2 separate regions of the Homo sapiens genome follow, and region 2 is linked to region 1. Evidence: chromatin contacts called from ENCODE Hi-C or POLR2A ChIA-PET data. All regions are on one chromosome and are shown on one strand. Each heading gives the region's core, a stretch centred on a gene start or an enhancer-like site at or near the end of the contact. The rest is flanking DNA. Distances are from core to core; before and after follow the strand shown. Region 1 overlaps TARBP1 (tRNA guanosine 2 -O-methyltransferase TARBP1). Region 2 holds the start of LNCATV (lncRNA negative regulator of antiviral signaling).

What was found. Hi-C counts contacts between places; a loop is a spot of excess contacts on that map. ChIA-PET counts read pairs that join two places held with the same protein, here RNA polymerase II (POLR2A). Pooled maps may share reads with other maps.
Region 2: a map with no recorded cell type shows a loop between it and region 1 (9-fold over the local background). The contact joins the promoter of LNCATV here to the enhancer-like site in region 1. A Hi-C loop is called at or near these places in 1 of 37 single-sample maps with no recorded cell type and 4 of 50 pooled maps. POLR2A ChIA-PET finds 5 or more read pairs at or near these places in 1 of 52 experiments (activated naive CD4-positive, alpha-beta T cell).

Annotation. Positions count from the first base shown.
Region 1 is chr1:234,397,105-234,403,497 of GRCh38, reverse strand. TARBP1 (tRNA guanosine 2 -O-methyltransferase TARBP1) reads left to right here. Exons shown (of 30, transcript NM_005646.4): 25 at 2,236-2,317; 26 at 4,945-5,116. Among named protein-coding and RNA genes, the nearest start is that of COA6-AS1, 27 kb to the right of the region's middle. Within about 2 kb of position 4,442, at least 5 of the 41 ENCODE cell types and tissues checked have a DNase peak (open chromatin) inside an H3K27ac peak, as active enhancers do.
Region 2 is chr1:234,962,251-234,968,896 of GRCh38, reverse strand. LNCATV (lncRNA negative regulator of antiviral signaling) reads left to right here and starts at 4,898. Exons shown (of 4, transcript NR_125945.1): 1 at 4,898-5,130. RefSeq lists enhancers at 5,250-5,299, 5,320-5,619, 4,933-6,132.

The sequences.
Region 1 (6,393 bases), core at 3,193-5,692:
AATAAATCACAGAAAAGTAAATGTGATGAGGAAAGTTTTAAAATAAATCACAGAAAAGTAAATGTGGTGATGAGGAAATACAGACTGTTCAGTCTGGGTGGTTTAGGGAAAGCCTTTCTAAGTAACATGATGTTTACATTAAAATCTAAAGCATGAATAGGAGCTAGGTCAATGAAGACTGAAGGAAAGAGATTTCTGTGCAGAAGACACTGTGTTTGGGAACGGCCAGCCCCACTTGATTTGCCCAGAGCTTTAACTAAAGCAAGCTTGGTCTGGCTGAGGGAAGCAACAGAGCAGTCCCAAGATGGAGGGAGCCAGGGCCAGGCTTGGGTTGATGTTGAGTGAATGGGGAAGCCAGCAAAAAGTTAAACTTGAGAATGACGTCATCCAGTTTTCTTTTGCATTAAAGTGTGAAGAGCAGATCGGAGGTGAGCAAGAGAGAGTGGGAGGAAAATTGTGATTTAGATTAGTATGAGATTAGTAGAGGGACAGAGAAATGGACAGGCTTTGAGGTAAGGTAAACAAGGGCCTAAAGTACTGACTGGATTTATCAAGAGCCATTCGATAGCATAATTAGGGGATTGAAACCAAATTAAAATAGGTACAAGAGGGGGCCAGCTGCAGTGGCTCTCGCCTGTAATCCCAGCACTTTGCGAGGCCGAGGTGAGTGGATTGCTTGAGCCCAGGAGTTCAAGATCAGCCTGGGCAACATGGCAAAACCCCGTTCTCTATAAAAATAATAATAATAAAAAAAAGTTAGCGGGGTATGGTGGCATGCACCTGTAGTCCCAGCACCTCGGGAGGCTGAGGTGAGAGAATCACCTGAGCCCAAGAAGTTGAGGCTGCAGTGAGCGGAGATTGCACCACTGCACTCCAGCCTGGCAACCGAGTGAGACCCTGTCTCAAAAAAAAAACAAACAAACAAAGTCCAAATGTGGATAGGATGATACATTAACATATATTACATCAGAGTGGTAGGTTTACTGGTGTCTATAATTTTCTTTACCTGAATATTCGGAATATTTAAAATATTTCATGTCTTTAACTTTTCAAAAAATGGGTGATGAAGGTGAGACAGAGTCAACTTATTTAGAAAATTCTCTCAAAAAATAGTATATTAGAAAGTTCAACAGCTAGTGGTGGGGGTGCTGTCAAAAGAGGGCTTCTGTTTCATTTTTGGTAACATTAGTTGTTTTTAAGTGATACTCATAGTCAGGAAGTTGAACAGTGCAGAAAGGCATCGAATGAAAACGAGACAGTCTCCTTCCTTCTCCCACCAAAGGTGAAACTCCAGTAAACTTGCTTTTCTTTTAACAGCTACCTAATATTCCATTTGCCTTAGGATATCGCTTGAGTCCATTACTGATGGACACTTTAATAAGGTTTTGTTTTGTTTTTTAAGACTAGATACAAAAGCCCTTTTGAAAAGGCTGAAGGAAAGGCTAGAATAGAGAAGAGGGGAGATGCGGAAGTTGGGGGAGATAGGGCAAAACCCAGGGGAATGGGATCTGTTGCGGGGCAGGGTATTGCCCTTTGAAGAGAGACTCTTGACAGTGAAGGAGAAAAGAGGACAGGTGGGTAAGGAGGTGGCAGGAAGAAGAAAGATCTCTCACTCCTGTCTCCTGTGATGTGTGAGGCATGGCTGTCTGCTGATAGTGAGAGGGTTGGGGAGGGCATAGGAACTCCAGGGAGTGAAGAAGACACACTGGTCAGGGCAGGAGCGTGATCTTGCCAGAAAAATGTCTTGAAATTGCTGCTTAGTTTATGGGTTGATGATCATGAATTTTATCTGAAACCTGCCTGCCATATTGTATAACTTTTATCCCTACCTTTTTTGCCTTTTAAAACATAAACTTGACAACAGATGTTTTAAAAATTTAAACGCTGCTCATAGTAAATTTGTTTGGTTTGTGAAAGTAGGTACAACTTGGCTGCATGGTATGAGTCTTTGGAGTAGAAAAGGTGACTTTTATGTAATGGTTTTCTCTCCTGGAAAAAAGAGTTTTCTGCCAGACATAGGTTTAAGGTTCCATTTCAAAATGTGAAATTTATTAAGTGTCAGTTTTTAAAGTATGTATTGATCTTGGAGAGGTGTGTATAAATCTTAGGATAAAGTTCATAAAATTTTCTGTTCCTTCTCAACTCTGCAGCCACCCTTTAAGATACTGAATTGATTCTCCCCTCACCAGAGTTGTTTCATTTGTCTGTGGCTCATACCATATTTTTAATCCTTAGGAATGCCAAGAAGAATTGGCAACGCATTCAGGAGCATTTCTTTTTTGCAACATTTCACCCACTCAAGGATTATTGTCTAGAGGTGAGTAGAGAATATCATTTGTAAATTCTCTATTGTATCTTTAATCCTGATGCTTCCTTTCTGCTTTTGTTGAAGGGTTGTGATTAGGGTAAAGTTTTTTTCTTGCTTACAAACATCACCTTAACATTTTAAAGTTCTAAGTTTAACTTTGTCACTTTATGCAGATGACTTGCTTTCATTTCACTCTTAAGCAGTGAAAATTGGCTAGTCATTTTCACTTTCTATTTCTCAGGCAGTGTCTGGCTTGTAAACAATGGAAGGGAATATTTAACTCTAAACAGAAATCTGTTCTGACATTAAAAGGAAATGAGTGAGAACATTTGTGCAGGTGAGATTTCATTGTACTGAAGCCCATTGTTAATGAAAGAACAAAAAGATATACTTTTTTGTTAATGGCAATTTTTAGGTTCTGGGTAATGAGAATTGTATAGGAGATGATACATCACCTCACTGACTGTAACAAAATGTGCTTATATAATTTTAAGAACCATAAACATGCTTATTATGATTAACATGTAAATTAATTCAATATGTAAATCATTAGACATTGCATAAATTATGATACCTTCTCCCTTTTTCAACTGTAATTATAATGTGCTGCCCTTGAATTTAAATCACTGACCTAGGGCTTTTCCTCTGAAGAACTTATAAGTTATTGGTAACTTAAGCTGCTGTGCATAAGCAATTTTTTTGGTGGATTACTAAGATTATTGATAAACTGATCTGTAAAAAAGTATAGATCTATATATTGCAAGATATGCATCCTAGAACACTAATGTGTATTTTCTGCTGCTTCACTGCAAATATCATTTAGGATTTTTCAAAGATTTTAATATGCTCTGCTCTGTGTTCTTTAGCGCCCAGAATGCTTTGTCCGGCATCTTTCTGCAGGACTCCTCTAGTCACTCTAGTGTTAAGTCAACCTTTTTCTATTCAGTCTTCCAACAGGAGTAAGTCCTTTGCCTCCCTCCTGCCCTCCCTCATCCTTACCTTTGACCACCTCACTCTCATATGTTTTATGATTTATTCTCCAGTCATGAAATGAATTAAAGGTGTATGTGTAAATAAAATAATGGGGCTTAATTGTTCATAGGAACTGTATCTCTTCATGTATTTGTTTTTTTTTTGTTTTTATTTTATTATTATTATACTTTAAGTTTTAGGTTACATGTGCACAATGTGCAGGTTAGTTACATATGTATAAATGTGCCATGGTCGTGTGCTGCACCCACCAACTCGTCATCTAGCATTAGGTATATCTCCTAAAGCTATCCCTCCCCCCCTCCCCCCACCCCACAACAGTCCCCAGAGTGTAATGTTCCCCTTCCTGTGTCCGTGTGTTCTCATTGTTCAGTTTCCACCTATGAGTGAGAATATGCGGTGTTTGGTTTTTCGTTCTTGCGATAGTTTACTGAGAATGATGATTTCCAATTTCATCCATGTCCCTACAAAGGACATGAACTCATCATTTTTTATGGCCTCATAGTATTCCATGGTGTATATGTGCCACATTTTCTTAATCCAGTCTATCATTGTTGGACATTTGGGTTGGTTCCAAGTCTTTGCTATTGTGAATAGTGCCGCAATAAACATACGTGTGCATGTGTCTTTATAGCAGCATGATTTATAGTCCTTGTGTATATACCCAGTAATGGGATGGCTGGGTCAAATGGTATTTCTAGTTCTAGATCCCTGAGGAATCGCCACACTGACTTCCACAATGGTTGAACTAGTTTAGTCTTCATGTATTTGGAGCTGTACTTGGTGCCCCCTACTTGGTTCCCCCTTAATCAACATGTAGTCGTGATCATTGTGCCAGTTTAAGTTTGCACAGATATAGCTAGTGTGAAGAAAACCATATTCATTCTAAAACCTTTCATGAAGACATGTGCATTGCTGCTAAGAGTATTGTTTCGTTTTTAAGTTGCCTGTTACTTGGACCTCTGCTTCCTATGTACTTGTTTCACTGTTGGTCATTTTTATGGTGCAGTTCTTTTAGTAGGTAAGAAAAGCAAAGGAGGATTGCTTATGCGATGACTGTTTACAGTGGTGTCAGACTATGCCGTGTTCACGAACACTTTAATATGTTGTTGTAATCTGATTTTATCCTCGTCTTACAAATGAGGAAGTTGAAGCCAAGAAAGGCTGAATCACTTGCCTAACGTCACATAACTAATTATATTAGTCAAACCAGAATTCAGATTCTAAATTTATCTAATGGGTACGAGAGTAAAAGACTTGTCATGAAAAGAGCTTGAACTTGATTGCCTTTGGAGGTATTTAGTTGTCAGTAAATTGCACTTATCCAAATACTGTCCATCATTAGAACTGATTACTTCTGAAACACTGTTTTTATTAGGCACATACTGGTTTATTACACACAGTTAGAAGTACCAGAGTACAAGTTCTGCCTCCTCTCAGGGGTTTCCTAAATTAATCCCCTAATTTCTGAGAAGATGAGAAATATATATAGACAGTTGCTATAAGATATAAATGAAAGTATATAGTTTGATCAGATGTAATAGTTTGGAGAATATATCATTAATAATTAAGTTGTATTTTAAATGTTATATATTTCTTTGTTATTCTTAAGGGAAGAAATTTAGATTTTATAATTCTCTTTTCAGACCATATTTTACATCCTTCCACGCCTTTCAGGCCTTATTGAAGATGAATGGATCACCATTGATAAATTTACCAGATTCACTGATGTTCCTTTAGCTGCGGGATTTCAGTGGTACCTTTCTCAAACTCAACTTAGTAAACTAAAACCAGGTGACTGGTCTCAGCAAGACATAGGTAAAAAATAATTTTCATTTTATTTTTTCCCCTTGTTGATCTGGTTAGATTTTTTTGATTTAAGTTACTAAGGACAGGTAGTTAATAATAATATCACTTTCATTGACATGGTGACCTCTGCCTTTCCACTTAGGGAAAAGACAGTGAAAAAGTGTGGTATAACTTTGACTAACACTTTTAGTGAAACTTAGCTTTAAAGCTATTTAAAAAAAAAAAAAAAGCCAAAGGAAGCCTGATCTGCTTTATATAAAGCTGATGGCCAGTGGCCTCCCTTTTAAGTAGTATTGTTCGTTAACACTCATTGCTTTTCTACTATATATTTCTGTAAAAATAAACATTTCCAAAAGGACCAAATGATGAAATCTCTTTTTTTGTCCTTCATAGGAATAAAGCAGAGCTCTTGATTCTAGTCCCCTCTTGGTTGGTTGGACGCCGCTTCATGTTATCCCTTCTCCTCTGTCTCATCCTTCCCTGTACAATGACTCCTTTCCACCAGCTTCCTCTGGGACCCACATTCCTCTCCTCCCCCTCCTCCCCCTCCCCTCCCTCCTCCCCTCCCCCTCCCTCCCCCTCTTCCCCCGCCTCCTCCCCCTCCTCCCCCGCCTCCTCCCCCTCCTCCCCCTCTTCCCCCTCCCCCCTCTTCTCCCTCCTCCCTCTCTTCCCCCTCTTCCCCCTCTCCCCCTCCCCCTCTTCCCTCACCTCCTCCCCTCTTCCCCCCTCCTCCCCTCTTCCCCCTCCCCCTCCCCTCTTCCCCCACCTCCTCCCCTCTTCCCCCACCTCCTCCCCTCTTCCTCCTCCTCCCCATCCCCATCCCCCTTCCCCCCTCCCTCTTTCCCCTCCTCCCCATCCCCATCCTTCCCCATCCCCCTTCCCCCTCCCCCTTCCCCCCTCCCCCTCTTCCCCATCCTCCCTCCTTCCCCTCCCCCATCTTCCCCCTCCTCCCCCCTCTTCCCCCTCCTCCCCCCTCTTCCCCCTCCTCCCCATCCCCGTCCTCCCCCTCCGCCTCCTCCCCCTCACCCCTCCTCCCCATCCTCCCCCTCCCCCTCCTCCCTCTCCTCCCACTCCCCTTTCTCCCCTTCCCCCTCCTCTGCCTCCCCTACTCCCTTCTCCCTTCCCTCCCTCTCCACTTTCCCATCCCCTCCCCCTTCCCCCCTCCTCCCCCTCCTCCTCCTCTTCCCCTTCACAGTCAAGCTGTCCTAAAAACCCAAGAATCAGGTTCCCTAACTCAATTTAAAAATGACCGTCTTAATGACTGTAGGCTATCTTCCTATCAGTCT
Region 2 (6,646 bases), core at 3,649-6,148, 560 kb before region 1:
AGAGTAAAAAAGAGTCTTCAGGGCAGAAGGCAGAATAAGTCAGATCTACGTTCCACCTTTATTATCTCTGTGGGAAATAACTCACTTTCTTGAAGTCTTAAGTTTTTCTCCCCTGAAAAAGTGAGGGGATAGTAGGATGTCCCTCACAGGGCAGGTGTGCACTTCAGGGACGTATATACTCAGGGCCTGGCATGGTGCCTGGCATCTGGTAGACACTGAAGAAGTACTGTTTCCAGGAAGAGTAGGCTTGGCGGAGGCAGGTAGGTGATGGGTTGAAGATACCATGTATGTAAGCCCAAATATGAGGCAATGCCCTATTTCCCAATTGGTAGGTTACACACATTTTGTGTCCTTTGTTGTTTTTTTTTTTGCCATCTTGAATGTATACTTTTTTTTTGTTTTTCAGATGGCGTCTTGCTCTGTCACCCAGGCTGGAGTGCAGTGGTGCGATCTCGGCTCACTGCAACCTCTGCCCTTCTGGTTCAAGCAATTCTCCCTGCCTCAGCCTGGTGAGTAGCTGGGATTACACCATGCCTGGCTAATTTTTTTTTTTTTGAAACGGAGTCTCGCTCTGTCGCCCAGACTGGAGTGCAATGGCGCGATCTCGGTTCACTGCAAGCTCCGCCTCCTGGGTTCACGCCATTCTCCTGCCTCAGCCTCCCAAGTAGCTGGGACTACAGGCAGCTGCCACCACTCCCGCCTAGTTTTTTGTATTTTTAGTAGAGACGGGGTCTCACTGTGTTAGCCAGGATGGTCTCGATCTCCTGACCTCGTGATCCGCCCACCTCGGCCTCCCAAAGTGCTGGGATTACAGGCGTGAGCCACCGTGCCCTGCCATGCCTGGCTAATTTTTGTAGTTTTTAGTTGAGACAGGGTTTCACTATGTTGGCCAGGGTGGTCTTGAACTCTTGACCTCAGGTGATCTGCCTGCCTCGGCCTCCCAAAGTGCTGGGATTACAGGTGTGAGCCACCGCGCCCGGCTTGATTTTTTTTTTTTTTTTTGAGATGGAGTCTTGCTCTGTCACCCAGGCTGGAGTGTGGTGGCATGATCTCGGCTCAGTGCAATCTCTGCCTCCCAGGTTCAAGAGATTCTCCTGCCTCAGCCTCCCGAGTAGCTGGAATTACAGGCATGTGGCACCATGCCTGGCTAATTTCTGTATTTTTAGTAGAGACGAGGTTTCACATGTTGGCCAGGCTGGTCTTGAACTCCTGACCTCGTGATCCACCTGCCTCAGCCTCCCAAAGTGCTGGGATTACAGACATGAACCACCATGCCTGGTGGCTTGAATATATACTTTTAATGATGTAAGTGAAATAGTCATATTTCTAGTTAAGAATTTAATTTATTGACTTGGTTACTTGTTTGTTTGTTTATTTATTTATTCGTTTGAGACAGAATCTTGCTCTGTCACCGAAGCTGGAGTGCAGTGGTGCGATCTTGGCTCGTTGCAACCTCCATTTCCAGGTTCAAACGATTCTCCTGCCTCAGCCTCCGGAGTAGCTGGGACTACAGGCACGTGCCACCCCGCCTGACTAATTTTTGTATTGTTAGTAGAGACAGGTCACCATGTTGGCCAGGCTGGTCTGGAACTCTTGACCTCAAGTGATTCGCCTGCCTGGACCTCCCAAAGCGCTAGGATTACAGGCGTGAGACACCGCGGCTGGCCAGTTATATTTAGAATCACATGCATAAATATACTTATTTAGGAATCTTGCTTTTTTGTTACTCATTATTCAGACTATTTATCAACAGTCTTTGTCATCACTTGTGCCCCCCATCTTTTTTTTTTTGAGATGGACTCTCGCTCTGTCACCCAGGCTGGAGTGCAGTGGCACAACCTCGGTTCACTACAACCTCTGCCTCCCAGGTTCGAGTGATTCTCCTGCCTCAGCCTCCCAAGTAGCTGGGATTATGGGCGTGTGCCGCCACACCCGGCTTATTTTTGTATTTTTAGTGGAGACGGGGTTTCACCATGTTGGCCAGGCTGGGTCTTGAGCTCCTGATCTCAGGCAATCTGCCTGCCACGGTCTCCCAAAGTGTTGGGATTACAGGCATGAGCCACCATGCTCAGCCTTGTGTCCCTTTTTGAATGATCTGACTCAATCTTCCAGAATACTTCATCTTGCTTCTGTCCAACTGCCTTTGAGATTTCGGACTTTTTGAGTCTGTATGCTATGCTCACTGGAAATGTTATCTCAAGCCTTCATAGCCATGTGCTATTTGCCATCTCCACAAAGCTGACTTCTTGTATTGCTTTTAAAAGGGATCTTCATGGGGCTATGTAAGGAAATATTCATGCATTTTAGAGGTGCATACTAAAGTAGGAAGGAGTGAAATGGCATGAGGCCTGCGATGCTCTTTAAAAGATTTCAGCAAAGAGAAAAAAAGTAAAACACAATAAATGAAGCAAACATCAAAAAATCGAGTAATTGTTAATCGAGTGACAGTTATATGGAGAGTCACTGTGCTATATGCTCCTTTTGTCATAATAAAATTTTAAAATATAAAATAAACATTGTCATAATAAAAGTTTAAAATGGGCTGGGCCTCGTGGCTCACGCCTGTAATCCCAGCACTTTAGGAGGCTGAGGCAGGTGGATCACTTGAGGTCAGCAGTTCTAGACCATCCTGGCCAACATGGTGAAACCCTGTCTCTACTGAAAATACAAACATTAGACAGGCATGGTGGTGGGCACCTGTAATCCCAGCTACTCGGGAGGCTGAGGCACGAGAATTGCTTGAACTTTGGAGATGATGGAGGTTGCAGTGTGCTGAGATTGTGCCACTGTAGTCCAGCCTAGATGACAGAGCAAGACCCTGTCCCAAAAAAGAAAAAAAAAGTTTAAAATGAGCTTTAAAAGACTGGCTTACAGGCTGGGTGTAGTGGCTCACACCTATAATCCCAGCACTTTGCGAGGCTGAGGTGGGCAGATTGCTTGAGTACAGGAGTTTGAGACCAGCCTGGGCAACATGGTGAGACCTTGTCTCTTAAAAAAAAAAAAAAAAGAAAAGAAAAGGACTTGCTTACAATATCTCTCATGCTTGTAATTGGAGGTCATACCTTCAAGAATAACTACAAAAGCTTTTATTTTTCTTTGTATTAAAAAACCAAATCAACAAAAACTATTCTTCCAGACAACCTCTATAAACGTTCCAAACTAAAATTCATGAGATTCCCTTCAGAGTATTTTGTTGTTCCAAATAAAGAAATTCTGTAATATAAAGAGCTTTTTAAGACACAGATATAAGGTGATGCCTTATACTTGCCTATCCATCCTATTTTTCTCTATGCTTTGCTGGTCTGAGTAGACAGGGTTGGTAATGACCCCAAATGGAACACTTCTCTAAGTGATGGGAAGATCTCATGCAGTGTCCTTCATCAGAAGTACCCATTACCTAGTGCCCTTGTTGGCACTGGAGCTGGAAGGCTCAGGATAGCAGGGAACAGGCAGCCCACAGTCCTGGAAGCAGGCCTGGTGGCACAGGCCTGGGTATGGAGTGTCAGTGGTGGCAGAAGAGGGGAGTCACTGTTTTCTTCATTAGTTAATGCCTCTCCCCTGGAGGGAGGGCAAGAGCTATGGTCTACACAGCCAAAGTGAGAGGGTGGTTGAGCAATTCTCCAGCAAACTCAGGCAAAATCAGGCAAGCATATTTAGGCCTAGAAGTCCTGGTTACCACAGCCTAAAGTGATAGGGACAGAAAGTGAAAGGAACAGAAAACCAGTCTGTATTTGTTTTATGTGAATTTTGGAGCAATGGCTTTTCCAAAGGAGGAAAGAAGAAGTTATTCTTTTTAAAACACAGTTGAAGAAGAGGATGCTTTTCCTATGGACATAGTAGGCCATTTACCAACGAGTTATTAAGATAAAAAATACCTACTGGGCCTGTGTAGGAAGCCTGGAATTCTCTTACTTTATTGTATTTTCCTCTAAGGATATATTGCGTTATTCCACAACAGGCTGGTCATAATCTTTGAGAGATTTACTTCTGAGACTTTTTGGTGTGGCTTCATTCACACTTCACATTTCCTAAGAGAGACAATTTTGGCTACTTTGAAAGAACCCTCCCTCAAACATAAACATCACAGCATCCTGACTTTAGAGTGTCTGTCTCAACATTTCAATGTTAGAAGGTTTATTGGAATGCAGACAAATAAAATAAGATAAATAAAATCTCAGTGTGCTTAAACTGAGAGCAGGTTCTTTTTTGGAAGATGTGCGTGTGTGTGTGTGTGTGTGTGTTGATGAGCTAAGTGTTGATTATAACCCAAAAAGACGGAAAGTGTGAGATTAGATAAGTGTCTGCTAGATCCATTATTGCTGTGTGCATTCTGTGAAATGGGCTTAGAGTTCACTGGTTGTAGCTGCAGGATAAAGTTCACTTGTTGTTTATTCTCAGTCTGATTAGGCCACCATTGAAAACAGAATGTGAACTACTGTCCAGAAGCCCTCTGTGAACTTCAGGTCTGCCTTAGGAGGGACGCTTCCAGCGAGGGAGCGCGTGATGAAGTCTGCAGGCATTGCTGGGGCAACGCTAAGTGGCCGCTGGCCAGGGTAGAAGTTAAACCAGGAGATGGCTGTCAAATGCAGTTGTTAGGTGTGGCACATCTTTCTCAAGCTGCTGAGCTGAGCAGGAAAGAGAGACGTTTGTTTATGGATTTATCTCATCTATAAGACACTCTTATTAGATGAACTCTATATCAGTTCTATGTAGAACTCTGTACCAGTTCTATAAGGCACTCTTTAATCTGAATCTTTTTATTTGCTCAAGAGAAAAATAAGTCTGACTTGCATCCCATTGAAGATTTAGATTGCACTGTTTACATCTTTCACCTGCGCCGCGGTAGCGTCCTCTACCGATGCTATCCTACGTTGATTTTTCCAGCAACCTGGGAAGCAACCTCATAGGTGGTTTGGGATGTCTTTTGGCTGTGCTTAAAAATTTCCAACAGATTTGCTACACATCTTAGGATAAATATGTTTCCTGTGAATTGTGATGATTTCTTACAGTACATTTGCAAGCATGTGTATGCATCTGCAGGAAACATAGCCTGGCTCTGTGAAGGAATACTGCTGTGACCGCAAAACTGTTTCTGTAGAATTTTCTCCGGTGTGGTCATCCTGCCTTCAGGTCAGTGAATAGATGGTGTTTGGACAGCGTCTGGCACAGATACTTTAACCTTAAAGCTTAATGTATAACTGGTATTTTTTCCCCCTTCTGTGTCAGCAATTGGCAACGGGACACTGTAAATAAGGATTCTGGTTTGTAAATGGACGTCTGTTCCTCCAGGGGAGGGGAAGGCTGGAGTAAGCAGTTTTGAAATTCATGCTGCAAGTGATAAGATAATTTGAGTAACCTGTAAGACCTGTGGATTCACAGGTTTCAAAAACAGGAAAGTCTCTTGTTTGAAAACCCTCTAAAGCAACATGTGGGCTTAGAAAAGAAGCCGGCTTGTGGTTTGGTGATTGTACTTCCTTATTGATATAATGGCCGCTGACGCAAGGCCTCCTGGGATTGCAGCGCGGTGACCGCAGGCCTGACGGTTACCCTGACCGGGTTCTGAAACAGCCCGGGGCTTTCAGCACAGATGAGAAGTCTAAAAATTTCCCTTTTCATTTCCTCTCTTGTGTGACTTTGTCATTTTTAAAAAAACTGGTCACAGAAAAGGGAATTTTGCCCATGCTTTTAAGGAGTTTATCTCGACTGAGTAGCTTCCCCGCCACTCCTCTAAAATCCCTCCTCAAAAACCCCAAGTTAAAAAAAAAAAAGATCTATTCTTGTAGATTTTTTTTGTGTGGGTCTATGTTTCATTCATCTGCTTTCAGGCTGGATTTATAACAAGCAGAACTTTTAAAACGGTATGATTTTAAAATAAAATTAAAAAAAAAACACGCTGAGATCTTTCCATAGCTTTGGCTTCTGGGAGTTGAAAGCGCAGGTACGTGCTACATCTTCTGGAAACCTAACCCTCGCACGCCAAGCGGGAGGCTCTTTTGGTCAAATACTCCCAGGACTTATGCTTGAGTTCTGAAATAAGTGAAAGCAGATGCCATTCCTGTGCGACATAGCTAACTGACCGCAGCCCAGAAAGTTCTGTTGGCTAGCTGTGTGGGGGCTGTCTTAAGCCCTGAAAACATTCTGCATCAGAACTCAGCTTCAGAAAGGGGTTCCTGCTCTCCTGTCTGCCCTGGAGATAGTCACGCATGACAGCTTGTGGGCTGACTGAGCATTTAGGCAGCTGCTTTTCCTCTCTCCCTCCAGGAGGAAAATAGAGCAAAAAGGTAGAACTTACTTCCACACCCAAGTTTCTCCTGAAAGCACTGTGCCTGTTTTGTTTGCTACACATCTTGGGTATGTATGTTTGCATCTATGCATGCAGGCATGCATGAGTTATTTATGTGTGTTATTTGGTCCAGCCTTGAAGCTCCTTTTATTTTTCAGTGAATTGAAAGAAGGTAACCTTTGGATGTATATATTTTAGTGCTCCAGCAGATTACCAGTGAAACATGCCGACTCTCACCAAACCACCCCATGTTGCCAAATCTTCTCTCTTGGCCCTGATGATGTGCAACTTAAAACCAAGGTCCAGGTTGACTGCACAGCAGAGTTTACTGTTCGCTCTCTCGCTCTCTCTCCTCTCTCTTTT